Linked DNA regions of Mus musculus: all the other regions are linked to region 1. The links are chromatin loops, found by intact Hi-C in ENCODE. Cell type or tissue: left cerebral cortex. All regions are shown on one strand.

Region 1 (2,500 bases):
GGGCGGGAGGCACAGTCTGCGGTCTCCTTGCTTTGCTCGTTCTTCTTCCAGGGTCTGATCCCCTTTGGGTGAGTGTCCCGCGCGGGGCCGGCCAGCCAAAGGCCGAGGCCGCGGGCGGCGTGTGCGGGGAGGAGGCGGTGTCCTTGACCAGGCCGGAAGGCTCTGCGCTCTGGTCTGGGCTAAGGCGTGAGCCGGGTCCCGGAGGATGGGGCGCTGGGAGCGAGCTTGTGTGGGAGCTTGAGGGCTTGGGGACTCCGGAGGGGACCCGGACTCCACTGTGCGCCGGCGGGACGCGCAGAGAAGGCAGAGGGCGTTGAGGGCTCCGTGTTCTGATGACATAGTCAGAAGCCGGAGTCGCCTTAGAGGTGCCTGTGACCACCGAAGTGGAGGCGTCGGCAGGGGATCAGAAGGGAGCTGGGGTGTCAGAGCGACCCTCGGGTTAATGGTGGACCCCAAAGGGATGGGGAAGCTCAGGCTCAGAGGGAGGGTTGTAGGTTGGCAGGGGGTGTGTCCTGCCTCCACTTACAGCATTGATGAGGGAAAGTGGGCAGTGTTACTTCTCCCCAATTCGGGTGCAAGAAATCACAATTGTGATTTAGACCTAGCCAAGGATTGATGGCCTGGACCCCTTTGGTACGTGGCTTGCTGAAAAGCAAAGATTAGTGAGCTCGGCACCTCCCCCCTTTCTCTCCCCTCCCTCTCACTTTTCCCCTCCCCCTCCCTTTCTGCTAAGATGTTCTCGTCTACTACTGTTAATAACAGCCAGCCTTAAGTGTTATAAAGATGTGATGGCCCAACCGGCACACAGACTTTGGTTTAAGTCATGGAAGTTTCAAAGCAAGGTGTATGGAAGTCTTTGGAAACATGACCTTCTTTGACCAGTGGTAGGGAAAGAATTGCTTGGCAACATTCTGGAGGAGGGAATTGGGGAGTAGGTGGCAGGAGGTTGTCCTTCTTGCCAAGCTTGCCCCTGTGGCCTTGGCCTCAGGCCATCTCTGCCTGTTTTCTCTACCCACCTCTACTGCAACCTCCCTCCTGCTGGTGCGATGGCTGCTAACCTTTGCTGTATTTTAGGGTTGAATCTTGAGAAGCAAGGGCATGCCAAACATTAACAAACCAGACTACTCATAGTTACAGATTTTTTTTTTTCCTTCCATGCTGTGGTTTAAATTTTTATTGTGCAGATTCCATCAGACTGGAGACAAGGCTGAAAGTCCTCCACAGATATCTGCAAGTGACTCTCTGCAGGTTGAGCCTTCTCAACAGTGCATGTTCTTTGGTCAGACTTTTAAAGTTTCAGTTAGTTTTGCATGGAGATGGAGAGTAAGCATAGCCTGTCTCGTGAAAAGAAAGAGAGGCTGTCTTTTTGTGGATGTAGCTCTCCTAAATTAGCAAAGTTTCCCTTTAGTGTAATGTTCTCTCGGGTTTCTCTGACACTGGGGAAGAGGGAGTATAAAGATGATGTTTGAAGTCATCTGGGCCTTGCTTTTAATGTTTGTTTTTTGTTTTTCACAAATATCCCTCCTGATTGCTTATTCATATCATTAACAGATGGACTTATTTCTGAGTTTTGTTTTGTTTTTAACTGAGATTTTAGAGACATTGTTTTTAGAAGAAATAGAAAATCCCAAGACACGGATGGAACATAGGTGTCTGGAATGATTTAATGCCTGGCTGGACTTCTAATTATCTAGGAGAACTGAATTTGTGGTTGAAGGAGATAATGAACTGTGTTTAAGAATCTCTTTATACAATTTTTTTTTTTTTTTTTTTTTTGGTTTATCGAGACAGGGTTTCTCTGTATAGCCCTGGCTGTCCTGGAACTCACTCTGTAGACCAGGCTGGCCTCGAACTCAGAAATCCTCCTGCCTCTGCCTCCCAAGTGCTGGGATTAAATGTGTGCACCACCACTGCCCATCTGTTTATACATTTTTGTATTTATGTAAGCAAAGAAGTCGAAAGTGACAATTGCTTCATTTAGAATAAAGCCTAGCCTTGGTACTTGATGGCTGGTCTGACAGAGCCATATAGCAGACAGCTGTGTCACTTTTAGATTAAAAAGGTTGAGAAACGTGTTACCAAATGAATGGCTACATAATAGCTCGGGAGTCTTAATCTGCTCATCCTAATGCTTGGCACTTGTTGATGTTTGCTTAATGTCTGTCAACGGAGCAATAAAGAGAAACCAACCTTTTAAAGTTCACCCCTTGTTGGGTTTATGGTTACTTGTGGGTTCCTGTGAGAATTAGTGGAAGACTGGCAGATGCTCTGATTCCATTTGGGCTCCTAACAATGTTCAGATTAGGATCTGAGCATGATTCAGACCTACCCTTTGCTTTGAACCATAGTGGTAGGAAGCCAATTTCTTTAAACTCCTAGGCACTGTTTGGCCTTATACTTTCTCTTATCTCAAAAGTGATAGCAAAACTTACTAATAAATAGGCATTTGAATCTAAAAAGAAGTCCTTGGATTATTCTAATTCCAAATTCACCCAACCTT
Region 2 (2,500 bases), 96 kb after region 1:
CTAAACAGTAAAACTAAGACCCAAAATCAAGTGTTCTAATACATGCCCAGAACTTTACTTTTACCTTGGGATAAAACAGCAATTTCAGAATTAAAGGCTAAATGATAATTGATAACTTTTTTTATACCTGAACCCCACCAAATAACAAGAAAAAGTATTTTCCATTTTATTTTGCAATTTAGATATTTAGTATATGTGTACCACTCTCTATAATGGATGTATGTCAGAGGTGCTGAGAGACAAAAGAAAAAAAATCCTTTCTCCAGTGCTGCTTTCTGCTGCTTTCTCAATTAGCAACAAGAACTCTAGCCTGGGCCCTGGTTCCGAATGCCAGGTGTGGGGAGGCAGCGCAGTGTTCCCCGCGGTCCTGGTGTGCGGACTGGAGTTCAGACCCCCAGATCCTATGCAAACGCTGGGTAGATGAAGCAACCTGCCTGGAGTTAGAGCACTGGGAAGATAGTGGCAGGGCTAGCTCAACTAGCCAGTACTGGGAGCAACTGTGAGACCCTGCCTAAAGGAATAAGGTGGACAGCCATCAACGAAGACAATGATGTTGGCCTTTGGCCTGGACTGTGCACAGGCTCAGGAGTACCCACCATAGCCCCCCTCCCCCTCCCTTTCTTGATAACCTTCACCTAGTATAGTGAACTCCTTCCCGAAATGCACAAACCTTATTGTCCTCATCACAATACACCACCCACACTAATGGGCTCTAATATCTTTTTGATTCTTCTTTTAGACTGTTGCTACATTTTCAAGCACTTCAAGGAATGCTGTGTTCATAAAATTCTTCAGCTCTTGGATCTAGCACACTACATAACACAACAGCTAATCAATATGATGAATAGCTCTCACCTATTAAACTTTGGCAATACACCAAATATGCCAGGTGACAGGTTTTCTATGCACATTATTTCAACTAATCACTATAAGCCAATTAACCTGCTTTTAGATGAAAAGACAAATACACGACTGAGATGAAGTAACTTTTTAGCTACTTAACAAGCCTTAAGCTGATTGACTTATTTGGTAGCAAAAACAGTACTATCTAGGCAGCTAGAGTCTCACTAGCAATCCCTCTGTATGTCCAGGAAGCCTGTGCTGTCTATAATCAAAAAGTAATTTACCTGCTGATACACTAACTGAAATATATCAAAATGAAAGAGTTGTAACTCGCGTCTTCACTCCCCTAGGTTATCATTTTTTTCTCCAAGAGAAGTTTCTAAGCAACCCACCCAGAATAAAGAATATATACTCAGTAAAAAAGACACAAAAGGGGCTGGTGAGAATGCTCAATGGGTAAAAGCACCCACTGCTCTTCTGAAGGTCATGAGTTCAAATCCCAGCAACCATATGGTGGCTCACAACCACCCGTAACAAGATCTGACGCCCTCTTCTGGAGTGTCTGAAGACAGCCACAGTGTATTTACATATAATAAATAAATAAATCTTAAAAAAAAAAAAAACTATTTTAAAAAGACACAAAACATAGAAACCCTGAAAGAAGATTCTGTTTTACTTCTAACTGATTTTAGAATTTGATGGGGGGGCTGGTGAGATGGCTCAGTGGGTAAGAGCACCCGACTGCTCTTCCGAAGGTCCAGAGTTCAAATCCCAGCAACCACATGGTGGCTCATAACCATCCGTAACAAGATCTGGCGCCCTCTTCTGGAGTGTCTGAAGACAGCTACAGTGTACTTACATATAATAATAAATAAATCTTTAAAAAAAAAAAAAAAAAAGAATTTGATGGGACATGGGGGTTAGTACTGTAGTAGTAAAAGATAAAAGCATAATAGTACAAACTAAATGTCTGACTAGCTAGGAAACCTTAGTTTCATAAACTGTAGGAGCCTGATCCCCATATGCAAAGTACCTCCACTTTTCAAAAGATTAGCATGAGCCCCAGATAAGACACAAACTACACAGCACAATGCCCGGCACTTGGCCTGCCATTTGGGATTAAAAAAAAAAAATCATTTGCTTTCAAAGTAATACCTAAAAACTGATGGCCCCTTCTCTACTAATTTTTTTTATAAATTCATCTTCCCCAGTCCTCCCCAATTATAGCAGCCCATTTCATTTCATTTGTATATCACTACTTCTGATAGTACGGAGGTCTCTCCTGTAACTTAAAATATCTCTACCATCTCTAACATCCTTAAAGTCTAAGGTCACTAAAAAAAGATGGTAGTTTCCATTTATGCATGATTTGAAAATGACAGTGAACCCTGGTTTTAGCAATGGGCCAGACTTGTTAGAAACCAGCATCTATTACTTACTCCTGGAAGAATTCTCAAGTAATAAAAAGCAACGTGTCTAGTTGTCTACCAGTGACTATTGGTGTTTATTTCCCGGGAAGCCCTGCTAAACCAGCCAGTTATTTTGCTAAGTACTGTGGAAAATACTACTCACCTTCAATTTCAACCAAAGGCTCTTGAGTAAACTCCTGGAAGAATTTGTAGAAGAACTTACTGCAGGCAGCCAAAACAGCCTTGTG
Region 3 (2,500 bases), 65 kb after region 1:
GAAAGGGGACAGTCAATCTCTTGGCCTCTCCTTCGGAATCCATGGGTTCTGCTTGCAGAGTTTTAAAGACCCTGTGGAAGTCTCTTCCTGGTTGTATCTCCAGGTCCTCTATTTCCATTATAATAATCCTAGAGAGGTGCCTGGGAAGAGAAATGAGGCTCCTCCTTACTTTGTTGGATCTTCCCAAAGAAGCACCTTTCTCTAGGGGAGGATTCTGGTGTATGGTGTCCTTGAGGGTTCATGCCACCACCACCCCTCCCCCGGGCCACAGCTGTGAGAAGTTAAGTCCGCTCCTAATCCAGGTCACACAGGTGCTCAGCCCTAGTTACAAACTAACGGATTTGGGCTGGCGCCTGGCTCTTGTGGTTCAGAGAACCGGTGTGGGCATGCGAGACGCTAGGCTGCCCTCTGGCTCACGTGTGACACAGATAGGCACGGGTGACACTGCCCGGTGCACACAGAGGGGTGCACACACGCGCCCAGACCAGGGCATCTCATACAGGGGCGGGAGCCTGCGCCTTGGTGTCAATGTCCCCTTCTGCAGAGTGCTGATGGACTCGGTGGACGTCCCCAGGAGCACTTAACCTTCTCCTAACCCCACTTCAACCGCCACCGGGGCCAGAATTCGTGTCTCCCTTTCTCCCTTGAGATCCCGGATCTGCTTCTTTCTAGCTCAGAGGTGGCGAGGCTAGCGTGACCCAGGCGCTGGCGACGAGCCCCGCTTACCTCGGTCCGGAGGCCGCCTGGGGAGCTCGATGCGCGGCCAGGCGAGGAGCAGAGTGGCAGACGCTGGCACAAGCTCCTGTGTCCCGGGGCGCAGACGTCTGGGTCGCTCCTACGGCAGCAGATCTGACCCACAGGGCCGTGGCAAACCCCGTTGCCTGTCTGCGCCTGGCTCCGCCACCAGAGCCGAGGGCTTCGCAGCGTCCTGAACAGGACCAATCCTGAGCGGGGGGTTGGCTCTGGGGAGCAGGGAAAGGAGACTGGATGGTCACTGCGACGGGAAGCCGGCCTGGACCTGGCAGGCTGGTTTCTATGGCAGCCAGGAGGGAGGAGCGGAAGAGAGGGGAGTGTGTAGTTGTGTGGCAAGGGGACACCCACTGCAGACTTTCCGGGAGGGGGTTTGGGCCTAGAGTGACGATGGGAAGCAGAGACACAGCAGAAAGCGACTCAACTTAACACCTTGCCGGAACAGCCCCTGCGCGCTCTCATTCCTTCCTTCCGCGACACTATCCTGTAATCCTTCCAACAGAGCAGAGACTTCCAGCAAAGCACCGCGACAGCTCCTCCGGGTGAGTAGCAGGGCTTTTAAGCTCTGCAGAAAGAAGTGCTTCTGTCGCCCTCTGCCCCATCCCTTGTATACACATCAGGCCTAGTTCTCAGGGTGCCACCTAGTCGCGGCCCTCTTATTGCTTGTCTACTCCCTGCTGTGATATCCTGGCTGGTGGTGGGTGCCAAATGATGTTTTTCTAGTTTACGATCTAGGAAGCTAGGCCGTTGAATTGAATGTAGAGCAGGGAATTTGATACAGATGCCACAGAACATAGAAGATAATTCCTGGAGTTAACATGCTTTATTTAATAGAGGGGGAAAGCCAGTTCCTGTCACAGAGGGCTTAATGGCTGAGCCAGACCTAAGAGTCTAAGTTCAGCTCTGTGAGCAGTCTGCCCACTTTCTCTTACCGCCCACCGCGTGTATCCCTGGATGCCAGGGCAAAACTACAAGAATCAAGATAATCGACATCTAAAATTTTTATGAGGCAGAAGTTGTGGGTCTAGAAGAGTCTGTTTTATTTATTTTTCTCTATTTGCCAGACAGTGTATTAAATAATTTTACAAAGACTCTTCACAGCAATGTGAGAAGTTCTGATATTACCGTCCCTTGCTTTAGCAGATAAATAAACTGAAGCAAAGACAGACATAGGCTTCAGTTAAGGTCCCCAACCTGTGGAACGCTGGGGCTGGGACTGGAACCCAAGCACTGGGACTCCAGACATACTCAGACCTTTCTTTGCTGCTGCCTCCTGCGTGTTCCTTAAAGGGGTCAGGAACAGTAAAGAGCAAGACCAAAAACCTTGGACAGCTCCATGCACAGAATCACGTGCAAGGGAAGCCCAGGGACGGAAAGGACTGCTTCCCCAACCCAGTCAGTTGATAAGGAAGGATTCTCCATCTTTTTTTTTTTTTTTTTTTTTTTATACTGTAGCTTTCTTTTTTTTTTTTAATTTTTTTTTTTAATTTATTTATTACATGTTAGTACACTGTAGCTATCTTCAGACACACCAGAAGAGGGCATCAGATCTCATTACAGATGGTTGTGAGCCACCATGTGGTTGCTGGGATTTGAACTCTGGACCTTCGGAAGAGCAGTCGGGTGCTCTTACCCACTGAGCCATCTCACCAGCCCCAGGATTCTCCATCTTAAAATACATAAACAAACAAACAATCTTGAAGTAGTGCATACCACCAGTCTATTTTCTTTCTATAACAATAAAATGAAA

What was found. A loop is a pair of places that touch in the nucleus more often than their neighbours do. Peaks named below come from ENCODE experiments on the same cell type or tissue, not always from the same donor. Only the 100,000 strongest peaks of a DNase experiment are listed, where the experiment ranks them.
Region 2: a loop joins it to region 1, with 2.5 times the contacts of the local background. A loop is called at or near these places in 16 of 42 quality-filtered maps.
Region 3: a loop joins it to region 1, with 4 times the contacts of the local background. A loop is called at or near these places in 6 of 42 quality-filtered maps.

What each region holds. Positions count from the first base shown.
Region 1 is chr13:119,690,446-119,692,945 of GRCm38, forward strand. It overlaps Hmgcs1 (3-hydroxy-3-methylglutaryl-Coenzyme A synthase 1), which reads left to right. Exons shown (of 10, transcript NM_001291439.1): 1 at 1-68. Among named protein-coding and RNA genes, the nearest start is that of Hmgcs1, 1.3 kb to the left of the region's middle. In left cerebral cortex, a CTCF peak has its summit at 1,011; DNase peaks (open chromatin) are centred at 997 and 1,238; H3K4me3 peaks cover 2,500 bases; H3K27ac peaks cover 1,420 bases.
Region 2 is chr13:119,786,445-119,788,944 of GRCm38, forward strand. Zfp131 (zinc finger protein 131) reads right to left here. Exons shown (of 8, transcript NM_001302548.1): 3 at 2,416-2,500. Among named protein-coding and RNA genes, the nearest start is that of Gm46390, 2.6 kb to the right of the region's middle. In left cerebral cortex, a CTCF peak has its summit at 1,511; no DNase peak of the experiment used is centred here.
Region 3 is chr13:119,754,969-119,757,468 of GRCm38, forward strand. Nim1k (NIM1 serine/threonine protein kinase) reads right to left here and starts at 914. Exons shown (of 4, transcript NM_175538.3): 1 at 727-914. Gm41077 (predicted gene, 41077) reads left to right here and starts at 425. Exons shown (of 2, transcript NR_168716.1): 1 at 425-1,292. In left cerebral cortex, a CTCF peak has its summit at 1,376; DNase peaks (open chromatin) are centred at 318 and 1,047; H3K4me3 peaks cover 2,062 bases; H3K27ac peaks cover 2,125 bases.